2 separate regions of the Mus musculus genome follow, and region 1 is linked to region 2. A link is a contact called in ENCODE Hi-C or POLR2A ChIA-PET data. All regions are on one chromosome and are shown on one strand. The core of a region is the stretch at or near the end of the contact, and the rest is flanking DNA. Distances in the headings are between cores, read along the strand shown.

Region 1 (5,246 bases), core at 959-3,458, 72 kb after region 2:
CAGGTGACTTCAGAGGCCAGAGGCATTTGTCACCTCCCCCCCCCCCCCCATCTCCAGTCCTTTGTAAGTGAAGTATATACTCTTTACCACGGAGTCATCTCTTGAGCCCCTATTTATTAATTTTGAGAAAGGATCTTGCTCTGTAGTGCAGATTGGTCTTGCACTCATAGCAATCCTCCTGTCTCGCCTTTTTAAGTGCTGGAATTATGAGCATGTGCCACTGTGCTTAGCTTAGGACACTCAATTTTTTTGGTAAAGGTTTTGCCTCTGTATCAGAGTGGGTGACTCTATGTCACCTTTGTGCAGCTACTCTTGGAACCCATAAGAGGCTGTGAGATCCCTTGGAGTTGGGGTTACAGGTAGCTGTGAGCTACCCCATAAATGATGGTACTGAGACCCCTACCTTGGATCTTCTGCAAGAGCAGCGAGCATACTTAACTGCTGAATCATCTCTTCAATACCTCTCCTCATTATTTGATTTTTTTTTTTTTTAAGACATGCTTATAGTTCAAGCAGGCCTTAATCTTCCATGTAGCTGAGACTGACTTGAATTTCTGGTCCTTCTGCTTCCATCCCACAAATGCTACAATTATAAGTAAGGGTTCACCACCAGGCCAGGTTTGGGAATATCACATGGAATTCATGAACCCTCAGTAGGGCTTTTTTTTTTTTTTTTTACTTTAAGCTAATATGAAGTAAGCAGTCTCTAGGAAAAGATATGTTCTGAGCCGGGCGTGGTGGAGCACGCCTTTAATCCCAGCACTTGGGAGGCAGAGGCAGGCAGATTTCTGAGTTCAAGGCCAGCCTGGTCTACAAAGTGAGTCCCAGGACAGCCAGGGCTATAAAGAAAAATCCTGTCTCGAAAAACCAAAAAAAAAAAAAAAAAAAAAAGATATGTTCTGAATGTCTAGGACAGAATGCTCCACCATGAAATCATCTGACAATGGCTTCCACTTTTCTACCAGCTATGTTCATCTCTGACTCCTCAGCTCAGATGCTTGCCTCCTTGTCATGTGGCCCACTACTTCTAAGTGCTTCCCAGCGCTCTAGGTTGTTGGGAGTCACCCCATGGATGTGGGTGCCGGTAATCAAACTCCAGTTTCCCATAAGAGAAGTAATACTCTTTACCACAAAGCCATCTCTCTAACCCCTATGTATTAATTCTCTTCTTTTCATTTGTATCTTCAGCCTTATGCTAGCTCTGGAAACTTCTCTGGACATCTCCCCAGTGAGAATCAGCTACTAGCAAACTGGGCTCTTCCTTATACCAGGATGCCCACAGAGGATGCCTGGACTAGGGCGGTTTCTTTATTTCTTCTTTTAGTTGGACAACAGGCTCCTGTATCTCTGCCTTATTCTGCAGAGCAAGTTCTCAAACATAACTCGATGCTATAACTCAACTTGTTTTTGTTTTTGTTTTTAAATATATTATTTTATTTGTGTTGTTTCATTTTAGCATTCAGGCTTAGAGACAAGCACATTTGCCCACTGAGCCACCTCACTGACCCTCAACAAACATTTATTGAGATCTGCTACAAACAGGCATTGCCTTAATGTGCAAAGTACAAAAATACTCTCACTTAACTCTGACGGTAACTCCAAGAAGTTAGTGTCCTCTTTTGAACGATGAAAAAAGGAAACGAAACTAGGGCTACAGATAGAGCTTAGTTGTGAATTGTGAACTTAGCTTGCACCAGGCCCTGAGTTTAATTCCCAGTACCATATGAATAGGGAAAGGTTTGGGTTTACCCGCCCCCCCCCCCCAAGAAGTCAGGAAGGCCTTTAAGGAGAGAGACTATGCCAACAGACCCAAGCATAAACAGGAAGTTTGTATAGCCATTTGAGGATGATTAAAAGAGGTTAGCCAAGGACACTCCCTTTCTGCTCCTAGGTCTCTGCAGGGGTGGAATGAGCATGCTTACCTGCATAGCTGCATGACAACTGGAGGAGAAGGAGGAGGAGAAGGGAGAGGAAGCAGCTGGGCCAAGAGAAGCTCCACAAACAGGCCATCTTTATGGTTACCGGGGACAGAGTCCCTAACAGCAGGGTCAGGCCAAGCTGAGGTCCTCCGGCTGCATGTCCCTTCCTCCAAGAAGCCCGAAGGGAGAATCTGGGAGGGCACTACTGCCCAAGCCCAACCTCCATGTAAGCATTACCACAGCTGTGCCCTGAGGAATGGCCCCACGTCACCCTTGCCAGATATTTGTACAAAAGGACTACAGATCCATTGATGACCAGGGTTTGCTTTCCGACCCAACCCCTCACAGCACTGGAGCAGTGGCTGCCTGGTACTGGGCATTTCTCTTTTCCCCTCCATGGATCCAGTCTTGGGAAGGGCATGTAGTGGTTAGTCAGTGATAATCAGAGGGACTTGTTTGTAAAGTCTATAAGGCTTGTTTAACTCTTTTTTGTTTGTTTGTTTCGAGACAAGGTTTCTCTGTATAGCCCTGGCTGTCCTGGAACTCACTTTGTAGACCAGGCTGGCCTTGAACTCAGAAATCTGCCTGCCTCTGCCTCCTGAGTGCTGGGGTTAAAGGTGTGAGCCACCACGCTCGACTTTGTTTAACTCTTATTGTCACCAAAAACTATCTAGGGGAGAGTGATTAAAAAATAGAAAGCATTCAGCCTTGACTTGCTGTGTCTATTTTGTTTGTGTGTGGTCTTGTATATACCATCCTGGTCACAAACTAATATAGCACAGGACCACCTTTAACTATGGATCCTCCAGGCTTTATATCCCGACTACTAGGTGATGAGACCACCTATAATCGTCATACCCTAACCTAGTCTTCTCTTCCTCCTCCCCTACCCCAACTCTGAGACAAGGTTTTCCTACGGTTGGCTGCCCTGGAACTTGACATGTAGACCAGGGTGGACTTGAACTCACAGAGATTCACCTGCCTCTGTGAGTGCTGGGACTAAAAACCTGCACCTCCATGCCCAGCCTCTTCTATTTTGCTGACAAAGGATGGATATGAGTTTTCGTTGGTGAAAGTTGGTGGGTTTGTATTCATTTGGTTCATTTGGTTTGGAGAGTAGGTCTTACTCTGTGACCTGGAACTCACTATGTAGCCCAGGCTGGCCTCAACTTTTCAGGGAGCCTCCTGTCTCTGCCTTTATAGTGCTGGGATTTCAGGTGTGAGCCACTATGCCCGGCTATCAAAGATTATATTGAGAAAGTCACAAGGTAGACAGTAGGAGCTGACCGTCATTTGTGCCCAGAGAAGCAGTACTAATGAGAAAGAGAAGCAGCAATTGTCAGTCAACATGGGGACAGCTTCAGGAACAGAAGCAGCATGCAGATGCAGGTCCTGCCTTGGCGTTGTTCACAGCTGAAAGTGATATCTATAATGAAAATAGGACCTTTTTGTTTTGAAACAGGATCCTACCTGGCTTGTAAGCCAGGATCCTCCTGTGTTAGTCTTCCAAGTACTAGGCTTATAGGCCTAGGCCATTATGCCAGGTGTGGCCTGTTTTATTTTTTTAAACATGGAATTGGGTTGGGTTGTTTGTTGTTATTAATATTAATTCTGTGTGAGTGCCTCTTTCTTATATCTGAGATAGCATTTAATGTTATTTTGGTCTGTATATTAGCCAGTCTGACTGGGGTGAAATAGAATCTCAAAGTCATTTTAATTTGCATTTCTGTTTTTTTAAAAATTTATCTTGTTGATCTTTCCTTATCAGGACTCAAATAACATCCTTGCTATTTTACACAAACATACAGTATCTCGTTCAAACTTTTCGTATTTATCTAATTAGGCATTCCACAATATTTAGGTCGCTTCCATTAAAAAATAATCTGACAGGCTGAAACAGAAAAATGTATCTAGTTAATTTAAGCTAATAACTATTTAACAACATGGTATGTGCTGTGCTTAATTAATAAAATAAAACAATCTTAAAGTGTTTAGGGCTTCCAGGAGCAGGGTAAGAGAGAGATCCATTAGTGATCTCCTGGGTTGTGTACAATGTCCAATCTCCTCCCAGGGACAGAAATGGCTCAGAAAGCAATCCTCTGACCAATAATTAGAGTCCTGAAGTTCCCACTCCTTGGTATTATATAAGATGTTGATCATGAAGGAGGGGTCCAGTTTTAATATCTTCAATCTGCTAACAGCTACCTAGCAATGAAACCTTGAACAACTGCCCTGACCACATGCCTATGAAGTTTACTTTGCCTGAATCATACTGGTGTGTTTGAATGAATCTGAAGAGTCTACTGGGATTCAGTGACTGATAGATGAAAGGTCCAGGCTATCCCCATTTAGCGAGAAGCCTCATAGGTTTGCTGGGAAAATAATAATGCTGACATGAACCAGCCTGATGCAATTCCTATCAAATGAGTGTTTGAGAAACAAGCACATGGTAGAAAGCATTGACTCTCCCATTCTGCACTTCCTTTTAGGTAACAAACTGTGACTTTTTGTTGATGTTGTTATGATTATAGAGTGTCAAATAGTCCAGGCTGTCCTGAAACTCGATATATAGCTGAGAAAAACCTTGGTCTCCTGATCCTACTGCCTTTGCTTCCCAAATGCTGAGATTACCGAGATACCCCACCATACCTGGCAGGTCAGAGTGTCACCTTTTTCCAATTCACAGTTAGCAAGAATGGAGGGTCTTGAAGCTGACCTCCAAATAAAAGACACAAAGACAGCCAGGCGTGGTGGTGCATGCCTTTAATCCCAGCACTTGGGAGGCAGAGGCAGGCAGATTTCTGAGTTTGAGGCCAGCCTGGTCTACAAAGTGAGTTCTAGGACAGCCAGGGACATACAGAAAAACCCTGTCTTGAAAAAACAAAACAAACAACAACAACAAAAGACTATCAAAGGAATGAGTTATGAATAAACAACTCTGCTAGGTCTAGAAAGGGTTGAAATCCTATACCCCATAAAACCCAACTCTTTGAGCCAGGTGTGGTGACACACGCCCTTAGTCCCAGCACTCGGGAGGCAGAGGCAGGCGGATTTCTGAGTTCGAGGCTAGCCTGGTCTACAAAGTGAGTTCCAGGACAGCCAGGACTATACAGAGAGACCCTGTCTCGAAAAACCAAAAAAAAAAAAAAAAAAAAAAAAAAAAAAACCCAAACAAACAAACAAACCGACTGTTTGTTTTTCAAATTGAGTGATCTTTAAGACCCTCTTTTCTTCAGCCAGGACTCAAATAGGGAAATTATCTAAGAGACAACTGAGAAGGTCCCCTTCCCCTTAGGAAAGGATCAGCTATCCAGAGTCACAGTTAAC
Region 2 (5,737 bases), core at 1,901-4,400:
GCTCAAAGATTAAAGGCTGAGAAAATCATTGGCTCTAAGTCAGTGGTCTCAGCCAGCTTTGTCAGAAATGTTATATTCAGGACATGGCTATTTTTTTTTTTTTTTTGGTTCCACTTTCCATTAGGTGTGAATGACAAAGACCTCTCCTAACTCCTTTGGAGAGCCATAAGGGGTAAGAGGAGCAGAAGGGCCAGGGAACCCTATAGTCTCCACACAACCTTACATCCCACAGGCAAGAACTAAGATTTAGGAAAACTGCATCAGTAGAAGAACCATAAGCCAGGATTAATACGCAGAACTGGGGTGCAAGATTGCCTGGCATCTGATTGGAGCCCTGGCAGTGAAAGCTGGGACCGTTGAAAACCCAGTTGAAGTGCTTGGGACTCAAGCTGAGGGTGCAGGTGGCCAAGATACTGGATCCCAGGACAGGTAGTTTGGCAGTGAGAACAAAAGGGATAGACTGGGACCAAGATGCCTGGATCCCAGGCATGGGAGCAAACTGTAGGGAAGCAGGGGCTGGGAGAACCCAGAAGCCTGGGTTCTGGAACAGCAGCAAGTCAGAATTCCAGGATCTGTATCCACCCTCCTCTTCCTCTTCTCTATCACTCAGGAGACGGAAGAAGGGGGCAGGAGAACGGAGGCAATGGGTGGAGTCCCCATGTCAGATGGATATATTTGGGGCAGGCAGACACATGAATGGTGAGAGGGATTTAGTGCTGCATAGGTCCTGGAGGGGGCTTAGAGGGATCAGGAGGCTGTGGAGGAGTGGTTGGGGTGGGTGCTGGGGTTGTAGGACGCCGTCCTTTGCGGTGACCCCGTACACAGTGCTTATGACTACAGCCTTCTTCTTCATCCTCATCACTCTCGGTGGAGCTCTCGCCAAAGGCCCGAGGCTTCTCATAAATACAGCAGCCTGAATGGAGAGAGAGAAAGCCAGCTAAGAAGGATGAAGAGCAGTGTTCAGTCAGTTTCATTTCCACCAGATCTGTGTGAAAACCTCTCCCTACTTTTCTGGAATCCAGCTGCCTTAGCCTCTTCCCCCAGGAATTCAAGAGAGAGTCGGAAAAACCTGACTCCCATTCTGCCATGGCTTGCCCCCGCCCCCACCCCTAACTCCAGGCAGTTGGTACCGCATAGTTTTATTCCCACCTATTTTTCTTTCCAACCAAGAACTCGATAGAGCTATAAAGCAACAGTGAGATGGTGGCCAGGGACACTGGGCCACCCACACTCACATTTCGACGAGCGTCGCCCCATATGCTCATTGTCCACAGTGTCACTGGACCACTCCACCTTCTTCTCTGGCTTGCGTTTCCGAAGTTTCATAGTTAGGCTCTGATTCTCCTGAAAAGTTAAAAGAGGTGTGGGCCCATCTGACTCACTTCCTCTTGATTTTTCCTGTTTCCTATGGAACCTCCTTTTTTCTCTTCCCTGGCTCAGTCAGTAACACACATCATGCCCCTGGAGAGGCAGGACAGCCTGTTTGTGGAGAGTATGAATCCCTGTTCTTGATAACCAATAGTATGCAAAGAAGGCAATTCTTAAACTAGGGAAGGTGCCAGCAAATTGGCAAACTAAGATACAACCAACGCTATCACCCTTGGTGGCATTAATATATGAATGTTATTTTCTCCCTTTCCTGTGACTGGCCTTTGATCTCACTTTCTTCTTCACACCTCTTATTCATGTTCTAAAGAGACTGAGGTATGTAATCTCAGCACTTGGGAGACTGAAATGGCCTCTGCAACATGGTATAGCTATTTTCTCAGAAAAAAATAAAATAAAATAAAGCAGGGATGGGGAGACATCTCTGTTGGTAAAGCTCTTTTGGTGCAAGCATGAAGACCTGAGTTTGATCCCTTGTATCCACGGGAACAAAAACAACAACAAAAAGTCAAATGTGGTGGTGGTGGTGGTGCAAAAAGGCAGATCTCTTGCTAGCCAGACTAGCCTATTTGGCCAGCTCCAGGCACAATGACTCTGTATCATAAGTAAATAAATAAATAAATAAATATAGACCATGTCTCAGACATCTGAGGTTAACTTCAGGCCTACACACACACACACACACACACACATATCAAAATAAAACAAATATCCAAAACCCTCCTTCTACAAAAAAGCCTTCATTCTTTCTTCTCTCATCTTCAAGCCCAGGGCTCCCTAATCCTATCCACTTATTCTTTAACATTCTGGCATCTCTGGTAATAACTGCTAAACTACTAATCTCCTTCAACCCAGACATTGTCAAACCCAACGCATCTTTCTCCCTTTGAAAGCAATTTGTTTTTGCAAAAGTTGTTTGCTCATTTGCTTCTCTCCTCCCTGATCTGCCAAAACACACTTCACCTTATTTTCTTGTTTCCTCATTTCCTCCGCTTTAACACGCACCCATTCCATGACTATCTATTGGTAAGCACTATTGGTAAGTACTCGTTCTGTACATTTGCCTCCAAAACCACGCCTTCTCAAATGGCGTTTCACTTCCTCCCAGTACCTTTCTGGCTCCTTAACCCAGTTTCCGTTTATTACGTACATAGACCACCACCCCAAGCCTTAACACCTATACTCTAATTGTAACTACGGATTAAACAATCCTTGACCAGTCACTTGAACCATTTGAGCGGCTCCAAGCATCTCTATTTAGTTCCTTGCGATTTTCCCAATAAGAGTAAACCCCACATGATGTCCCAGATCCCAAACCCACCAACTTTCCAAACCCCCCTCCCCCTCCCAGTGCCTCCCAGACCCCTAAATAGACCCCCTGCCCGCCTTTCTCACTGGCTCGGTTGTCTCGGTAACCGTTGTCTCAGTAACCGTTGTCTCAGTGACGGTCTCACTTATCCCGGCCCCTGTCTCCGCCATGGCTAAAGCGAAAAGCGAGAAAGCGGGATGAGACACCCTTTCCTTTTTCTGAGCCTCAGAGATCTAAGAGAACCGGTACAAGACTCGGAGTAGAGGCCAGGATGCTCTAGCTTCTTAATCTCCCCTACTCCTCCACGGCCTCTGCTTCCCCACCCCTGGGGAAAACCTGTCCAACCCCACTTCCGGCCTTTCACTTCCGGTTGTGACGCATCCTGCAGAACACAGTTTCCCTTCCCCACCACCGCCTGGGTCAAAGCAGGCGTCGCCAGAATAGTTCCGCCGTAATGCAATAGTGCGCAGACGCTGAGGTTGGCAGAAGTGATGTCATAGTGGGGGGGGTGGGGCTAGGCAAGGCTTAAGTTCATTGGCTGGTCAACTCGAGGCCGTTGTGCTGAAAGGATGAGGTCTGTGTGCCTAGAATCCTTACCCTATCTGCTGTATCCATAAGCTTAGGTGAAAAAATTAGGTGGGACAGGGAGCTATCTCCAAATTCCTTTTTATCATTCTGTCAAGGAGCGGTTTTCCAGGAGCAGGAAATACACTGGGTTCTAGCCGTCTCCCTGTTTGTTGATATCCCAGTGAAGGTACACTAAACCTGAAATTTTTTGACTGTAGTAGGCCCTAAGATTAAAGCCTGAAACACCTAGATTACCATTTAGCTCCCAGTTTGAGGAATGCAAAGGTTAGATGCAGGGGGCAGAGTAACAAATCCAAATTCATCTGGTTAAATTTTGTTAAATCTCTCCACTATCCATCCAAAAATACCAGTTTTTGTTTCCTTACAATGAGAAACTAGATTTAGATAAGATATATGTATAATACATATAAGTGCATCTTTTTTGTATTGTCCTTGTAATGGTTTTCATTTAGGCTTACTATGCTCGAGAGTCCAAACGGGGGGAGGGGGCTCTAATTTGTAAGCTCCTAGCTTGTACAAACTGTCGTGGCAGCCCGCCTACCTCTTTTAACCAGACATTGAAGGTTTTTTTTTGTTTGTTTGTTTGTTTGTTTGTTTGTTTTGTTTTGTTTTCCCAAATAGGGTTTCTTTGTGTAGCCTTGGCCCTTTTGGAACTCTCTCTGTAGACCAGACTGGCCTCAAATTCAGAAACTTACCTGCTTATGCCTCCTCCAGTGTTGGGATCAAAGGCCACCACCACCACCCAACAAAGAATTATTTTATTATTATTATTATTCACTTTACACCCTGTTCACTGCCCCTCTCCCAGGTACTCCCTCCCACAATCCTTCCCCCATCCCCATCCCCTTCTCTGAGTTGGGTGGGATCCCCCTGGCTATCCCCACACCCTGACACTTCAAATCTCAGCGACACTAGGTGCTTCCTCTCCCACTGAGGCTAGACAAGGCAGCCCAGCTAGAAGAACCTGTCCCATGTACAAGCAACAGCTTTTGGGATTGTCCCTGATCCAGTTGTTTGGGACCCGCATGACAACCAAGTTGCACATCTGCTACATATGTGAGGGGAGGACTAGGTCCAGCCCATGTATGCTCTTTGCTTGGTAGTTCAGATTCTGAGAGTCCTAAGGGTTAGTTGACTCATTTGGTCTTCCTATGATGTTCTTATTCCCTTTGGGACTTGAAATCCTTCTTTCTATTCTTCTATAAGAGTCCCCAAGCTCCTTCCAGTGTTTGGCTATGGGTATCTGTATCTTGAGTGAGCAGCTGGGTGGAGCCTCTCAGAGGACAAGAAGCATGGTATGTACTCATTATAAGTGGATATTATCCACAAAATACAGGTACCACAGTACACTCCATGGCCCAAGTGAGGACTCTTGAATCTCATTTCGAAGGGGGAATAGTCATAAGTCAGATGGAGGAAGGGAACTGGGAAGGTGGGGCAATGGGGAAAGGAATAGGGTGGAGTCAGGATCCAGTGTGGGGAAGGACAGGAAGAGTTGGCTAGATGGCCATGAAAATGAATGGAAATCTGCAACTAGCAGGGGTGAGGGGTTGGGGGAGAACTTCCCAGGATGAGGCAGAGACCTGGGATAGAGGAGGCACCCAAGAGTCAGTGGAGGTGACCTTAGCCGTGATTCACACATCAGGGACATGGAATCTGAAGAACCTACCTCTGTAGTCAGGCAGGACCTCAGTGGATCAAGACACACCAATCCACCCACAAAACTTTGAACCTGATATTTGTTCTGTCTATAAGAAAGGCAGGCACAGGGGATGGAGCAGAGGCTAAGGGATGGCCAACCAATAACCCTGTCCAACTTGAGACCCATCCCATGGGCAGGCACCAGTCCCGGACACTATTAATGATACTCTGTTATACTTGCAGAAAAAAAAAAAATTAAATTGACTGCTCTTGTAAAATTTGCTATTCTAGCAAGATAATAGGCCATAAGACTATTTCTGCTTTTGTAATCAAATTTACCTATTCTGCTCAATGGCTAAGACAACTAACTGCAAGACATATGCTAAAATTAGACTCTGCCTATGTGTAGACAGAATATATGTAATCTGGTGGTTTCTAACTTTATAAGCTTTGATGCTGCTTCTTGGGAATGCTCTCAATTGCAATCTTGGTGCCATGAGTATTTAATAAAGACTCTTATTAATTTGTTTATGGTCATGGGGAATCTCTTAGACCCATAAAAACCTCATTCCAGACTCCATCATTTTATTATAGTTTTTTCTTTTTTTATATCTATATCTCTACTTCACCTAAATTTCCTTTGGAATAAGACCGATTATTGTTATTTTTTAGTTTTTAGTCATGTCGTGATATAGCTCACACTGTATCTGTGAAGTGCTGGGATTACAGGGCATATATCACCAGCCTGACCAGAATAAATGATTAAGAGTAACACACATAACATCAAGGCTTCATAGAAAAATAACTTTAGTA

What was found. Hi-C counts contacts between places; a loop is a spot of excess contacts on that map. ChIA-PET counts read pairs that join two places held with the same protein, here RNA polymerase II (POLR2A).
Region 1: a map of T-helper 17 cell shows a loop between it and region 2 (2.1-fold over the local background). The contact joins the promoter of Mog here to the promoter of Ppp1r11 in region 2. A Hi-C loop is called at or near these places in 1 of 37 maps with a recorded cell type or tissue (T-helper 17 cell). POLR2A ChIA-PET finds 5 or more read pairs at or near these places in 2 of 5 experiments (Patski and embryonic stem cell).

The regions. Positions count from the first base shown.
Region 1 is chr17:37,021,190-37,026,435 of GRCm38, forward strand. Mog (myelin oligodendrocyte glycoprotein) reads right to left here and starts at 2,209. Exons shown (of 8, transcript NM_010814.2): 1 at 1,923-2,209. The coding sequence starts at 2,010.
Region 2 is chr17:36,948,642-36,954,378 of GRCm38, forward strand. It overlaps Ppp1r11 (protein phosphatase 1, regulatory inhibitor subunit 11), which reads right to left and starts at 3,151. Exons shown (of 3, transcript NM_029632.3): 1 at 2,782-3,151; 2 at 1,236-1,344; 3 at 1-913. The coding sequence starts at 2,865. The coding sequence ends at 711. It overlaps Znrd1 (zinc ribbon domain containing 1), which reads right to left. Exons shown (of 5, transcript NM_001355422.1): 5 at 5,717-5,737.